Regions from separate parts of the Mus musculus genome. Here region 2 is linked to region 1. The links are chromatin contacts, found by Hi-C or POLR2A ChIA-PET in ENCODE. All regions are on one chromosome and are shown on one strand. The core of a region is the stretch at or near the end of the contact, and the rest is flanking DNA. Distances in the headings are between cores, read along the strand shown. Region 1 holds the start of Mcm7 (minichromosome maintenance complex component 7). Region 2 holds the start of Lamtor4 (late endosomal/lysosomal adaptor, MAPK and MTOR activator 4).

Evidence for each region. Hi-C counts contacts between places; a loop is a spot of excess contacts on that map. ChIA-PET counts read pairs that join two places held with the same protein, here RNA polymerase II (POLR2A).
Region 2: a map of T-helper 2 cell shows a loop between it and region 1 (2.4-fold over the local background). The contact joins the promoter of Lamtor4 here to the promoter of Mcm7 in region 1. A Hi-C loop is called at or near these places in 1 of 37 maps with a recorded cell type or tissue (T-helper 2 cell). POLR2A ChIA-PET finds 5 or more read pairs at or near these places in 3 of 5 experiments (Patski and embryonic stem cell).

Annotation. Positions count from the first base shown.
Region 1 is chr5:138,168,449-138,175,248 of GRCm38, reverse strand. Mcm7 (minichromosome maintenance complex component 7) reads left to right here and starts at 3,366. Exons shown (of 15, transcript NM_008568.3): 1 at 3,366-3,523; 2 at 4,853-4,932; 3 at 5,525-5,689; 4 at 5,776-5,900; 5 at 5,971-6,151; 6 at 6,302-6,439; 7 at 6,767-6,800. The coding sequence starts at 3,493. Ap4m1 (adaptor-related protein complex AP-4, mu 1) reads right to left here and starts at 3,228. Exons shown (of 15, transcript NM_021392.4): 1 at 3,001-3,228; 2 at 2,812-2,900; 3 at 2,356-2,462; 4 at 2,181-2,277; 5 at 389-499; 6 at 225-305. The coding sequence starts at 3,058.
Region 2 is chr5:138,252,617-138,259,416 of GRCm38, reverse strand. It overlaps Lamtor4 (late endosomal/lysosomal adaptor, MAPK and MTOR activator 4), which reads right to left and starts at 3,935. Exons shown (of 4, transcript NM_001081108.2): 1 at 3,614-3,935; 2 at 3,084-3,164; 3 at 645-762; 4 at 22-377. The coding sequence starts at 3,616. The coding sequence ends at 280.

The sequences.
Region 1 (6,800 bases), core at 2,117-4,616:
GGTCCTTTAGCCTCCACACAAAAGCATGCTCTGCACATACACTCATGCCTAAAATAAAAGAGGCAGCAGAAGGGACAGGAGAGTTGAAGCAGAGTCCTGGGATGGGAGGCCAGGGGTAAAGGAAGAAATACACATCAAAGGGAATAGAAAGATAATCGAGTCCTAGGACAACAACAACAACAAAAAACCCTCATCAAGTCTGGCCTCACGGATCCTTCCCTTACCTGGTCAGAACGACTGGACAGGACAGGGCGGCTGGCTGCGCTGCTTGGGGCCACTTTATTCTGCTGTGTCTCTGCCCCGAACTGCAAAGCGTCCAAAGCAACAAACCTTCAGCTTTGATGCTCACAGCCAACCCTCCTGCCCCTCTTCTTTCCCAGCTACTGACCAATCCAACACTGCTGAGGTCAAAGAGGCTGAAGGGCTTGCTGACCACAGCTTCAGTTTGGATGAAGTTCCTCAGCATTTCTGTGGATGTAGTCTGCACATAGCCATAATCCTAATGGACAGAAAGAGTTGAAATGGTGTGGCCGCAACCTCCCAACCACACACTCCATGAGGACATTTCTTCATGGTAGCACGGAATAAGAGAATGAAATTGAAGTCCTTGGAGCTGGGGAGCTGGTTCAGTGGGTAAAAGGCTTGCTGAGCAAGTGTGTGGACCTGAGCTCAGTCCCTGAAATGTAAGTAAATAAGAAGGTGGACATGATAATGAGCATCTATAATCCCAGTGCTCCCATTCAGAGACGAGAAATAGAGACAGGAGAATCCCAGGAAGCTTGCAGGCTCGTTAGCTTAGTGTACGTGCACTGGGGAACAAAGGGAGCTTGCCTTTCACTTCTCTTTTTTTTTCTTTGTTATTTTTATTTTTATTTTCAAGACAGGATTTCTCTGTGTAGCCCTGGCTGTCCTAACTCATTCTGTAGATCAGGCTGGCCTTGAACTCAAGAGATTCATTCACCTGCCTCAGCATCCTGGGTGCACCACTATGGCTGGCTTCTATTTTTATTTTGAGACAAGGTCTCATGTAACCCTGGCTGGCCTCCAACTCACTATGTCGACTGGGAATGCCTCAAAAATCAAACTGATCCATCTGCCTCTGGATGCTGGTATATTAAAGGCACGCACCACCATGACCAGCAAAGGACTCTGTCTTGAACAAGGTAGAAGGTCAGGACCAATACCCGATATTGTCCAACAGGAAAGAGAAGGACACACAGGTGGAGAAACGGAGCCAGGGAGACAGACAGACATCCTGTGAGATAGCTCTGCTGGTGCTTGCTATCAAGCAAGCCAACCTTAGTTCAATCCCAGGGACCTAGACAGTATGTTGGTTGGGAACACGCAAAAGAAACTTATTTTAAATAAAATCATTTCATTTTTAGACTCCATTTAATCATAAGGAGAAGCTAAATTCAAGATCCCAGGCTCTGGGGGAGCTGAGGACTTCCCAATAGCTGAACGGCTTCTGTTGTAAATAGTTGCCTGAGTCCAGACATCTTTTTTTTTTTTTCCCCAAGACAAGGGTTTCTCCGTGTAGCCCTGGCTGTCCTGGAACTCACTTTGTAGACCAGGCTGGCCTCAAACTCAGAAATCCACCTGCCTCTGCCTCCCGAGTGCTGGGATTAAAAGCGTGTGCCACCACTGCCCAGCTGAGTCCAGACATCTTAGGAACAACTTGTACAGTTGTCTGAGTCCCGCCATCTTAGGGACAGCTGGTAAGAGAACAGCTGTTTGAGTTCAGACACCTCAAGGACAACTTCTCCATCTTGCTGGCAAGATCAACTAAGCTCGTGTTCTCAAGCCCAGAAAACTACTCCTAATCTGATTGGTCAAAGTTCCCTTGCTCAACCCCTTATGTCAAAATATGATTGGACAGTGCTACAGCTCACCCCACTCCCCTCCACTTTGTGGTGTCAGCCTTTAACTGCTAGGCAAGTTCAGGAGTCTGTTCTACAGCCCTGACTGATCAGTACTGGCTTGATTACAATACCTTTTTGTCATCTGCATTGACCTAGTGCTTGAGTTATGGTGGATCTATATTGGATTTAGCAGATTCTACAACAAGTAGAAGATACCTGATCTCCACACATGTGCAGTGATGTGGGCAAATACACACACACACACACACACACACGTGAATAAATAAACTTAAAAAGACCAAAGTTTTTGGGCTTTACCAGCACTTCATCCAGGAGTTCGTAGACAAGCGCCACATTGCGTGAGATGGTTCCCTCATTGAGTGAGCCACAGTAGTCACCCAAGAGAGTGGCTAGCCTAAGGAAACACAGCAAATTATGTGTGAATAAACCTCACACGCCCTCCTTCTTAAGTGCCTGTCCCAACTCTACTCACCGGGAAAGCAGCTCCAGAAGGCTGAAAGGAGAGACGTTTTCTAAGGTTGTGGCCACCAAATAGAGCCCACTGTGTCTGATGTGAATAAAATGACGATCACCGTGATACTGAGGCAGAGTTGAGGACAGAGGCCATTAAGAAAAGACCAGAATTGTAGTAAGGAAACCTGCAAGATGGCACCCTGAGGTCTACTAGTGATGGGCGATGCCCCAGATCTAAGACCTGGCCGCCTAACGTGGAAAGGTAGTATCTACCTCTCAAAGTTGTTGATAGTCAAAAAATAGGGTGCATGGCTCTGTAACTGGCTTCTTGTTAGTACTCAAAACATTTATAAACAAATCCTCCCCACACACACACCCCCGCCCCCAAGCTTCCTACCAAGCTGCCCTTGACAGGGAGGAGGCACTCACCCACCTCCACAGTTCTAAGGCCCTGCACACCAACCACAGTAGTTACCATGACAACCGGGGACTCGCCTCCAGGCAGTCCCGTCAGCTTCCGGTAGAAGAGCTCTGCCACATCACGACCACCACTGTCCCCGCGGACTAGCCAGGTGGAAAGATAGTTAAGGAACAGGCGACACAGACTGATCTGGATTCGATTTCTACCCAGCTACCCTACCCCGTCTCCCGGGTCAAAGGATACAGTCTTTATAGATGAGCGGATCCCCCTTGGAAGACAGAATGAAGAACTGGGAAATCATGGCGGTTCTGGAGGATAGACGAGAACACGGTGAAAGTTGAACCCACCCCGCCTTGTGGACGCGGAACAAAAGGCCGCACGGAGGCTGGCGCTTTAAGAAACACTCCTCCCACACACACACTCGCGAGCATTAATTTCGAACCGCGGGAAACAGGGTGTCCAACCCGCCAGGATCTGGCAATCTTTCAACGGCCCGCCCTCAAGCCCCTTGTCATTCAATCTAGACTCGTCCATTGATTGGTTAAAGTTAGGGGCTGGCAGCAGTTGGGAACCCCCTATCTGATTGGCGGGTTCTCAGCCGCACGGGTCACATGGGTGACGACGTTTCGCGCCAATTTCGGTTGGCCGGCTACGTCCCGCCGCGCGTTCGTTTTCTGCTTCCCCAGAGAGAGATTTTTGAGCCCTTCAAGTCCTGCCACACCGTCCCCGGCAGCGATGGCGCTTAAGGACTACGCGATCGAAAAAGGTGAAGATCTATAGGGCTGGGGGCGGCGTCCTCGGAGGGAAACTTCTACCTGCACCTGTTGAGGGGTGCTGGAGTCTTGGGGTCGGGCGGGGGAGGGGGAGTGAGCCGGGATCTGTGACTCCGAGGACAGGCGAACTGCGCCTGCAATAAGCAGTGGGCGTCAAGGATGGAGGAAGCAATCCTCCTTGGAAAAGGTGATGTGTTTGTGTTATGGAGAGAACCCAGTGGAGTCCACAAAGGAGGGGCGCGCTCGGTAGAGACCGGGTGACTTGGTTCAATGCATTCAATACGTGACCCAAGGGACTAGGTTACTGGGCCAGCCTCTGCTGCTCGGGGCGCTAGCGAATTCCCGCGTCCACTGGAGACTGGCCGAAGTCCAGAGGCGGGGCTTGCCAGACCGCTACGCGCCGCGATTGGTTGTTTTCGGCCGCCCTCCAAGCGGAAGTAGAGGCGGGCGGAAGTGGCGCTACCCGATCTTGGGACTGTCGTGTGTAAACAGTGTCCTTCCGCGCGGTGGCCTCGGAGATAGCTGCAGTAGGTAGGGGCGTGCCTAGAATTGGGAGGCTAAGCGCCCGGTGGCGAAAGGTGGCAGTGTGGTGGACCCGAATGGCCCTTTGGCGTTCTGGCCAATCCCCGCTCGGCCACCCGTCTCGGGCGGAGGAATCCTGGGCTGTGAGGCGGCTGGAATCTGGGCCCATGTGCTTCTTTGTTTACTAAGAGCGGAAGCAGTGGCGGGAGCCGGGCATGAGTGCAGAGGAGGCCTAGTGGCGGACGTCCTGGCGGGAGCCTAAGAAAAAGAGTTGTACTGGTAGAGCGAGAGCCGAGGACCTTAAGTCGATTGGGAGCGAGCTGAGAGAATTGAAGAAACTGAGATTCCTAATTAAGACAGAGTGTGGAATTCTCTTGGGAAGGTTGGGTAAGACTCTTGTAGCTGCCCGAAGACCTATATTCTTCTCTGTGTAAAAACGGACTTGTGAAAAGGAACACTGCCTACTTTGGGGAGAACTTGGTCGATTTGTTTTCAATGTTCATTTAACTAACTAGTTCATAGGTTTCGTCTTAAGTGAAAGTGGGTTTCTTAGGTTTCTGTTAAGAGTTTGAAATAAAGAATCTAAAAGGAAAGTTGATTGTTTATTTTATTTATTTTTACATTATTTTGTTACATTATTGTGTGTGTGAGATCGCACGGGCATATCATAGTGCTGGACACCCGCAGGACTCTGTTCTCTTCCAACCTGTGGGTGGGCCCTAGGGATTGAACTCTAGTCCTTGGCAGCAGTGGTCTTTACACCTCACTGCAAAGACTTGGTTTTTATTTTATATTTGTAGAAAAAGTTAAGAAGTTCCTCCAAGAGTTTTATTACGAGAATGAGCTTGGAAAGAAGCAGTTCAAGTATGGGACCCAGTTGGTAAGTCTCAGGATTGGTTCTGGGGAGTGGCGTGGCGTGTTAAGAACTTGTATAAGGTTATCTCAAGTCTGGCTATCAGTGAATGACTTGATTCTGATTGTTTTTATACAAAGTTGGGTTTTTGTTTTGTTTTTAGCTTAAGGGTTTTCTTAGATGTTTTAGTCGTGTTTATTCCTATGTGTTTGTGCTCACAGGGGCATGCCATAGCATGTGTAGAGGTCAAAAGGACAATTTGTGGAAGTCTGTTCTCCCACCATGTGTGTTCTAGAGAGCAAATTCAGATCATCTGGCTAGATGGCTATGTCTAACCTGCTGAGCCACCTCATCCATTCCTAGCTCTTAGTTTTTAGGGGTAGTCTTTGTGTGGCTCAGACCACCATCAAGAACACGCTGTGTAGCTACATAGCTGAGGTTGGCTTTGAGCTCCTCACTCTGTTGCCTTCTGAATCCTAAGTGCTGGGATTATAGACATCTACCACCATGATGTACTGCATTCTGTTCTTTCCCCAGTGGTAGGATAGTGACTTTAGAAGAGCTTTTGTGGGTGAGGTGAACTTGACCCTAAAGTGTTAGCATCTCTTCTTTACCTCAGGTTCATCTGGCTCATCGGGAACAAGTGGCACTGTATGTGGACCTGGATGACATAGCTGAAGATGACCCTGAGTTGGTCGACTCAATTTGCGAGAATGCCAAGCGCTACTCAAGACTGTTTGGTGATGTTGTGCAAGAGCTTTTGCCTGAGTACAAGGAGAAGGAGGTAGGTGGCTGGTTTGTTTCTGAGCTCGTCTGCCTCGTGCCCTGTTTTCTTTCTCTGTCCTGCCTCTCGCCTTTTCTTTCTTTTAGGTGGTGAATAAGGATGTCTTAGATGTTTACATTGAACACCGGCTGATGATGGAGCAGCGAAGCAGAGACCCTGGGGCAGTCCGGAACCCCCAAAACCAGTATCCTTCTGAACTCATGCGAAGATTGTGAGTATCTCTGTGGGAAAGGGCGGGGACTTGCTCTCCGGGGACTTGCTGACAAATGTTTCTCTTTTAGTGAGTTGTATTTCCGAGGCCCAAGTAGCAGCAAGCCTCGAGTGATCCGGGAAGTACGAGCTGACTCTGTGGGGAAATTGTTAACTGTGCGTGGCATTGTCACTCGTGTGTCTGAAGTCAAGCCCAGGATGGTGGTGGCCACATACACTTGTGATCAGTGTGGGGCAGAGACCTACCAGCCAGTACGTATACAATTCTATGATGGTGATTTGATACCTCGGGTCGTTTTGACTGATAATATTTCAAGGAGGTCTTAATCCTTATTTTAAAAGACACAGAGCAGAGATGGTTACTGTGGTGATTGTAAGACTTCCTGTTTTCCTTGTTTGTAGATCCAGTCTCCCACTTTCATGCCTCTGATCATGTGCCCCAGCCAGGAGTGCCAGACCAATCGCTCAGGGGGGCGGCTGTACCTACAGACTCGTGGCTCCAAATTTGTTAAATTCCAGGAAATGAAGATTCAAGAGCATGTGAGTTTAGGGGATATGAGTCCTGCAGCTGGTTATGAAATTATAGGAAGAAAGATTGGGAGAGAGGTTTACCTAGAATTTTTTTATATTTGCTCTTAGTCAGAAAATCGGGAGGTGATTTAATTGAAGTTTTTTTCTGGTTCTATTGGGAGGAGGATAAGAAGAACTCAGCTTCCTTCCTGAAGTCATCTAGGTTGGGATGACTGAATCTTACCATCAAATGGGCATCTTCTGGGGTGGTGGTCAGTTGGGTCAGGTCTGCCTCGCTTTTCTCCTTGTCTCATGTGCTCTGTGTCATGCCCTCCCCCACACCTCCCAATCTCCTAGAGTGACCAAGTTCCTGTGGGAAACATCCCTCGTA
Region 2 (6,800 bases), core at 2,686-5,185, 84 kb before region 1:
AACCATTCTGTGCACACATCCTGAGCCCTAGACAGGTTGGACTAGTGTTTATTAGGCAGAAGGGAAGAAAAGGGGTCCCCCTAGTCATAGTTCCCCTAGTCCCTTAGCGTAGAAGTCTCTTAAGCCTGGTGCCTCGCTCAGGTGGGGGGTCAGGAAGGAGGTAGTGAGCACAAGCCCAACTCCAGCAAGGACAGCAGAAGGTGGTATGCTTCCCCACCCCCACACCCCGGGGACAGGCCCCAGAGGCAGGCTTCTTCTCCAGCCCGTGCCTTTTATAGCTCAGACATCAATAGGTTCACGACCTCGGTTCTGCCTCTTCACTACAAACACCCTCTGTCCTGACACAGTCACCAGCAGCGTGTGTTCACCAAAGACCACTGCAGAGGGAAGGGAGCAGGAGTTAGTGGGTACAGTGGTCACCAAGGAGGGTCACAAAAAAAAAAAAAAAAAAAAGAATTGGCATAGGACAAAGCAACCCCTTGTCCTTATTGCTCTGTACTCATCCTAGAGGGACCTAGTATGAAAGCAGTAGTTGAACCAGGGACTACAGGAGGAAGTGGGAGTTGGTGGAATGGAGCCAGGAATTCCTTCCCTGAGCAGTGAGGCCGCTAAAAGAAACCCCCCCACCAAAGGCAGGAGCTCACCAGACAGGCGTTTGAAAGGGATGTTCGTGCCATGGTGCAACTGGAAGCCACAGGCTGTGCTGACCAACTCCGAGATGGCACTGGCTGCTTGCTCATCGTTCTCAAGGTCCCCAGATGACTGTGTGTGGATGAAGGAGGGTAGGAGCAAAAGACAGACATCAGAGTTAGGAACAAATTCAAGGCACAGGACCTCTGCCTCCTATACTTATGATCTCCCTTTATACTTGCCCGTAGTCCCAAATTACCCAGCTTCAGAAAAATACCACCTACAACCCCTTTATGATGGTGCTGTCTTTCCTTGTGCCATCTTGTTTCTCATTCTGAAATGCCAGGCTTCATTTGATAGCCATGTGAGGGGTCAAAACCTAGAGTATGATCACCAAGTGATCAGGTCCCCAGTCCCTCATGTGGGAGATTCTAGGCAGGGGCTCTACCACTGAGCCACACCCCAGCCCCTCACTGGGGGATTCTAGGCAGGGGCTCTACCACTGAGCCACACCCCCAGCGCCTCAGTGGGAGACTCCTGGGCAAGTGTTTTACTACTGAGCCACGCCCACAGCCCCTCACGAAGGATTTTAGGCAGATGTTATATCACTGAGCTAACTGCTCAGTCTTTGAAGGTTCTACCTGTTACTCAGTCTTCCCACTTGTCCTGTCTGTAGGCTATGAAGCAGAAACACCCACTTTGTCTTTAAAGTTTTCCCTCTGGCTAACCCTTGGGCAAATAACAAGACAGTAGTCCAGACGTCCTCTGGACAGTAGAACAGACTGTTTCAACATCCTCTTCCCACCGCTTCTAAATGGGTCCTTAACTAGATTTAGTTCCTTTTGCTCTCGGTATCTCCAGCTGTATACTGGGCCTATATTCTGCGCTTGTGAAAGTCTCATGAGAAAACAATGAAAACATAACAGTGCCTACATAATAAATGTACTACAACCGATAGCATTCCATCTCACTCGGTGTCTACAGTCAGGCCATCAAAATTCTCCTTAGCTACCTCCTTGGTCAGCTTCCTTTCTTGATGTCTTATTTGTTCAGGTACCATAGTATTTTTCTGGTTTCCCCTGTTCAGAGTCCTACTGGATAAGTACTTCAGAAAGGTAGAGTACATGTAGAAGTACTTTACCTAGTAATTATCTCTGGGCTGTGGGGGTGGCTCAGTGGATAAGAGTTTTTGCTGTACAAGCAAGAGGACTTGAGTTCAAATCCGTCAGGAATGACCACACTCACACCTGGAATCCCAGCACTGTGGGTGTACAGCCATGTGGACTGCTGAGGCTTGCTCAAGGCCGCCAGTCTAGGTACGGGTTCAGAGACCCTGCCTTAAGGAATAAGGCAGAGAGAGTGGTGAGAGTGGGTCTCTAATGCCCTACAATGGCTTCAGCACATGCATGGGCACACACCCGTGCAGGCACTAAAAACATAAGCTAAAATGTCTTCTGTCCTTGCTCCTCACTGCTACCAGTCCAGTTTCCTGCTTATATGGCTCTCCTGGGACACTTGTGCTACACCATTTCTGTGAGTCACAGTTGTTTTAAAACCCTTTAACCCTCAAGATTTGTCGAAAGATGTTGAAGCTAGCCGCAGGAAGTTCAGTATCAGTCTTACCACAGCATCCTTCCTCTTCAAATGGTTTCAACACAAAACCACGGCCAACTCGGGCACTGGCACACTCAGGCAAGCATGCCCGGCTCCCAACCCTGAGGGTTCTTTTCTCTTTCACAATTTTCTGCCCTTGCAGCGTAGCTCAATTCCTGCCTCTAGAGAAGTCTTGCCCCCACCCCACCCCACCTCACCCCCCAAAATTCTAGAGGCAGGCAAAAATGGATCAGAGCATAAAAGTGCTTGCCTCAATGCCTGATGACCTGAGTTCAATCCTCAAGACCCACATGGCAGGAGAATTCACTCCAAAGTGTCCTCGAACTTTCACCCCCTGTGGCACCCATACGTGCGTCCCTACAAGAATTTAACAAATAAAAACAAACTACAACTAACTAACTAATTGTATAACTTGGGTAATGGTTTGTTTGTTGTTTTTTGAGGCTGAGTTACATGTAGTCCAGGTTGTGATTGAATTTGATATGTAGCCAAAGATAAGCCTGAACATCTAACCCACTGTTTCCACCTTCCAAGTGCTGGGACTACACTCTGTTTGGTTTTATGCAGTATTGGGATTGAAGAGAAGGCTCTGTGCATGCTAGGCAACTCATTCTCCGTACTAAGCTACCTCCCCAACCTTTTGGTAATTAGCTTTTATACCACATATCCAAATACTACATAAAGCTTACTATATGGCAAGCAAGGAACCACAGAGAAGACAAAAAGAGACAACTTGGAAATATTTGAAGGGATTTCTGGGCTGTGTGTCCCCAAAGGACCCCCCCACACACACACACACACACACCCTCCACCCCACGCTTTGCTTTCCCACAACGCACCGCCAGCACTGCACCTTCGCTCAGCACCAGGTAGCCAAGCTGGTCTGGGATTCGCTCCAGCCCTTGGGTCAGTGCGGAAGTCTAGAGGGTAAAGAGACAAGGAGAATCATGACAGCCTTGCAAACCCATCTCCCTCCTGGATATGAGCCTTCCAAGGCCCTCATAATGGCTTGTAACACTGAGTCTCCATCCACGGTCACTATTGGACCTCTGAGCTCTTCCACTTGTCATGTAGGTGACCCAGGAGGCCTTCCTAGCCCCTCAACCCCTCCTCATGTCCCTTCCCACTCCAGTCCCCTTATGCCCCGCCCCTTGTGCCATCTAGACTACTCCCCCGCTGCAGAACACCCGGTAGCGGAGCCTTCCTTCTCCAGCCCTCCCTGTCGCTTCCCTCCCATCTCTGTTCCCTTTCGGTCCCAGGGTGGACTGGAGGTGACAGTGAAATGCAAGCCATAAGGTGGCAACAGAAGCTCGGAAAACAGGGACGCGGAACCGCAGGCGTGCACACCCGCGCATGCGTCCACACTCACCATCGCAGCCGTAGGTGCAGTGTAAGCAGTCTGCCGGATAGGTAGTTTCCGGCTCCAGGCTCGGGTCAGGTGGTTTCACCAGCTGACTGTAGCCCAGCCCTTCGCTTGAGGATTGGATGGCGGGTATGTCATTATACTTTATCAACCACTGCGGAGCCCCGCTTTCCGAACACATTCGTGGATTGGTTGCATTTCCCCGCCCCTCAGGATTTGCCTGCGAGAGTTGTCCGGAGAGTCGCGGGGCAGTGTCGCCACACGAACGTGCACTGCTTCTATCCTTTGCAATAGGAATATGCATCTGCCGGTGGCTTCCAAGAAGAAAGTAGAACAGTCCGGTGATGTAAGAGGAGTCTTAGGTGTCACTGTTCAACCTGAAAAGAGAAACTAATGTACCAATGTGAAAGACGATGGTTTGGTTTACACGTGAAAAGCTGTTCACGTGTTAACTTTCTGCCTTGAGTATATGTGTTAAGAGTGGATCGGCCCAAATATGGCTATGAATGAGTAAATCAAATTTGCTGTGTACACACAGTAGTGTAAGATCAATACAAGATGATAATGTCCTGACACCAAATGCAGCTTGAGAATCTCCAAAACAAGAGAAAGCAGGCCAGGGAGATGGCTTCAGAGACCACTCAGCCTTCAGAGGCTCAGACCCAACCAAAAGGACGGGTTGTGAAAGGGCAGGTTCATAAGGCTATATATTATGTGGTCCCATCTATGTAAGACGCTTAGCTGTGACTATTGCCGAATGCTTGTAATCCTAGTTTAAAGCCTGAGAGGCCGAGGATTGGGCTGAATAGGGAGTTCAGTGCCAGACTGAGGCCTGAGCTACCTACCAAGATCCTGATTAAAACACATACACTTCTTGCAAATACAGAAAAACTGAAAGCAATTACTAGTTGGTAGTGGGGCAAGAAAAAATAGGAAGTGCTTATTAATGAGGGTATGGCAGGGCATGTGATTTAAGCTTTTTGGAATTCATATTGAAGTCTGCATATCTTTGTGAATGTGCCGAAGTTACTAAGTTGTACACTAAATTAGTGAATTATATCCCCCACCCCATTTATTTTCAGTGCCAAGAAGCAAAGTCAGGGCCTTATGCATACTGGGTGTGGGTCTGTACCCACAGCACTAAACAAAGAAAGTCGTCCACCCCAAATCATCTTGTAGAAGCAGCAGCTAATTAGAGAAAATGAGGCAAGGCTGTAGCTATCGTTTCAAAACTTGCCTAGCATGCATAGGCCCCAGATTCAATCATCATGACCAAAAAATTGAAGTAGGGCTGGCAAAGTGGCTCAGCGGGCAAAGGTGCTTGGCACCATTGCTCTGAAGTGGGTATACAAATATCAACAGCTGCTTTGTACAATCCAGAGAATGGTCTACAGTAGCCACAATTTTTATTTTGAACGAGTGACTTTATAAAGTGAGTGAGAGAGAGAGAGAGAGAGAGAGAGAGAGAAGCACATCAATTTCCATCAAATCAGGTACTCAAGTATCCAAGTATCCAGCCAAAACTACCTGAGGAAGTCCCTTTAAGACAACTACGAACAGACAGAGTTCTGGGCAGAGCAGAGAGTTTCTTCAGGGAAGGCTTCTAAGTAAAAGAACAGAAATCATGAAATTGGGAGCTTACAGACATCCATCCAAAACCAACCTGGAGAGGCTGAGGTTGCTAGCTGGAGTTCTGGATTACGTTTTCACACCATGACTGAGCATTCAGCTTCTCTATAACATTGCAGGAACTTTTTTACCATGCGTGAGCCCTGGGGATCTCTGTTGGAAATGGTTTACCTGGCAGCTGTTGTCAAGGGCAATTTGCTTGTTGGCTTAATTGGTTGGTTGGTTGGTTGGTTGGTTGGTTGGTTGGTTGGTTGATTGGTCATTCTTGAGACAGAATATCACTAATGTAGACTAAGCTAGCCTAGAACCCAAAGAGCTCCTCTGGCCTCTGCCTCTGAAGTTCTATGATTGAAGGTGTGCTCCACCATTCACTGACAGGTACAAGATTTTTGCTTTTGATGTTCTGTTTGAAAAGACTGGAATTTGCACAGGACACACCAGGACCAAGTTCCCAACACAAAGGAGAGATTTATTTGCTCCAGAGGGACAAAGAGTGTGGATAGAAGACAAGGGAGAGGGGAAAGAAATATTTGCTCCAGACAAAGTGACTACCTCTGGATAAAGTGGAGACAGGCATGGTCCTTAGGCAAATGGCAGTTTATAAAAGTAAAATAAGAAACCTGTGATAGAATGAGTTGCTTTGTTTTGATTAGACATGATAATTAAGGTGACCAAAGGGAGGCTTTTGATTGCTGGACTTTAATATTTTAATACCAGGCTGGCCTTGAACTCAGAGATCCACACGACTCTGCCTCCATAGTGCTGGGATTAAAGGCCTGTGCCACCATGCCCTGCTTTATTTTTATTTTTATTTTTATTTTGTGTAGCTTTGAGTATCTGTGTGAGTATATGCCATCTGCGTGCAGGTGCCCATGATGGCCAGAAGAGGTCATTGTTTCCATGGGAACAAGAGTTACAGGGAGTTTTAAGCTACTCATCTAACTGGGGTGCTCTGCAAGAGCAGCAAACACTCACAGCACCAAGCCATCTCTTCAGCCTCCATGCCTGCAGGCAAGCTTGGACATTGGTAATTTGGGAAAAAAATGGATATATTAACTTGACCGTATGTGCATGCACATTTTGTTTGTATTCATGTGCTCCACCTGTATGCAAGGCTTAAAGAGGTTGGACGAAGGGATTAGATTCTCTGGAATTGGAGTTACAGATGGTTGTGAGCCATCACAATATTGCTGGGAATCAAACCTACTAAAGCCTTCTCTCTAGCCCCAGTAGTTTACTTATGTTGAACCTAAGCATTTAGCTTGGTGAGAGGTAGTTAGAGTAATAGATACTAGCAGTTCCCCAGGCTGGGGGAGGGATGCTGTTTGTCCCTCTTTTTTTGTTTTGTTTTGTTTTTTCAAACAGGGTTTCTCTGTATAGCTTTGGCTGTCCTGGAACTCACTTTGTAGACCAGGCTGGCCTCGAACCAGAGATCCGCCTGCCTCTGCCTCCCAAGTGCTGGGATTAAAGGCGTGCGCCACCACCGCCCGGCTGTTTGTCTCTCTTGACCTAAGATGTTCTCTATTCCTTTTGTTGTTGTTGTTGTTGTTGTTGTTGTTGTTGT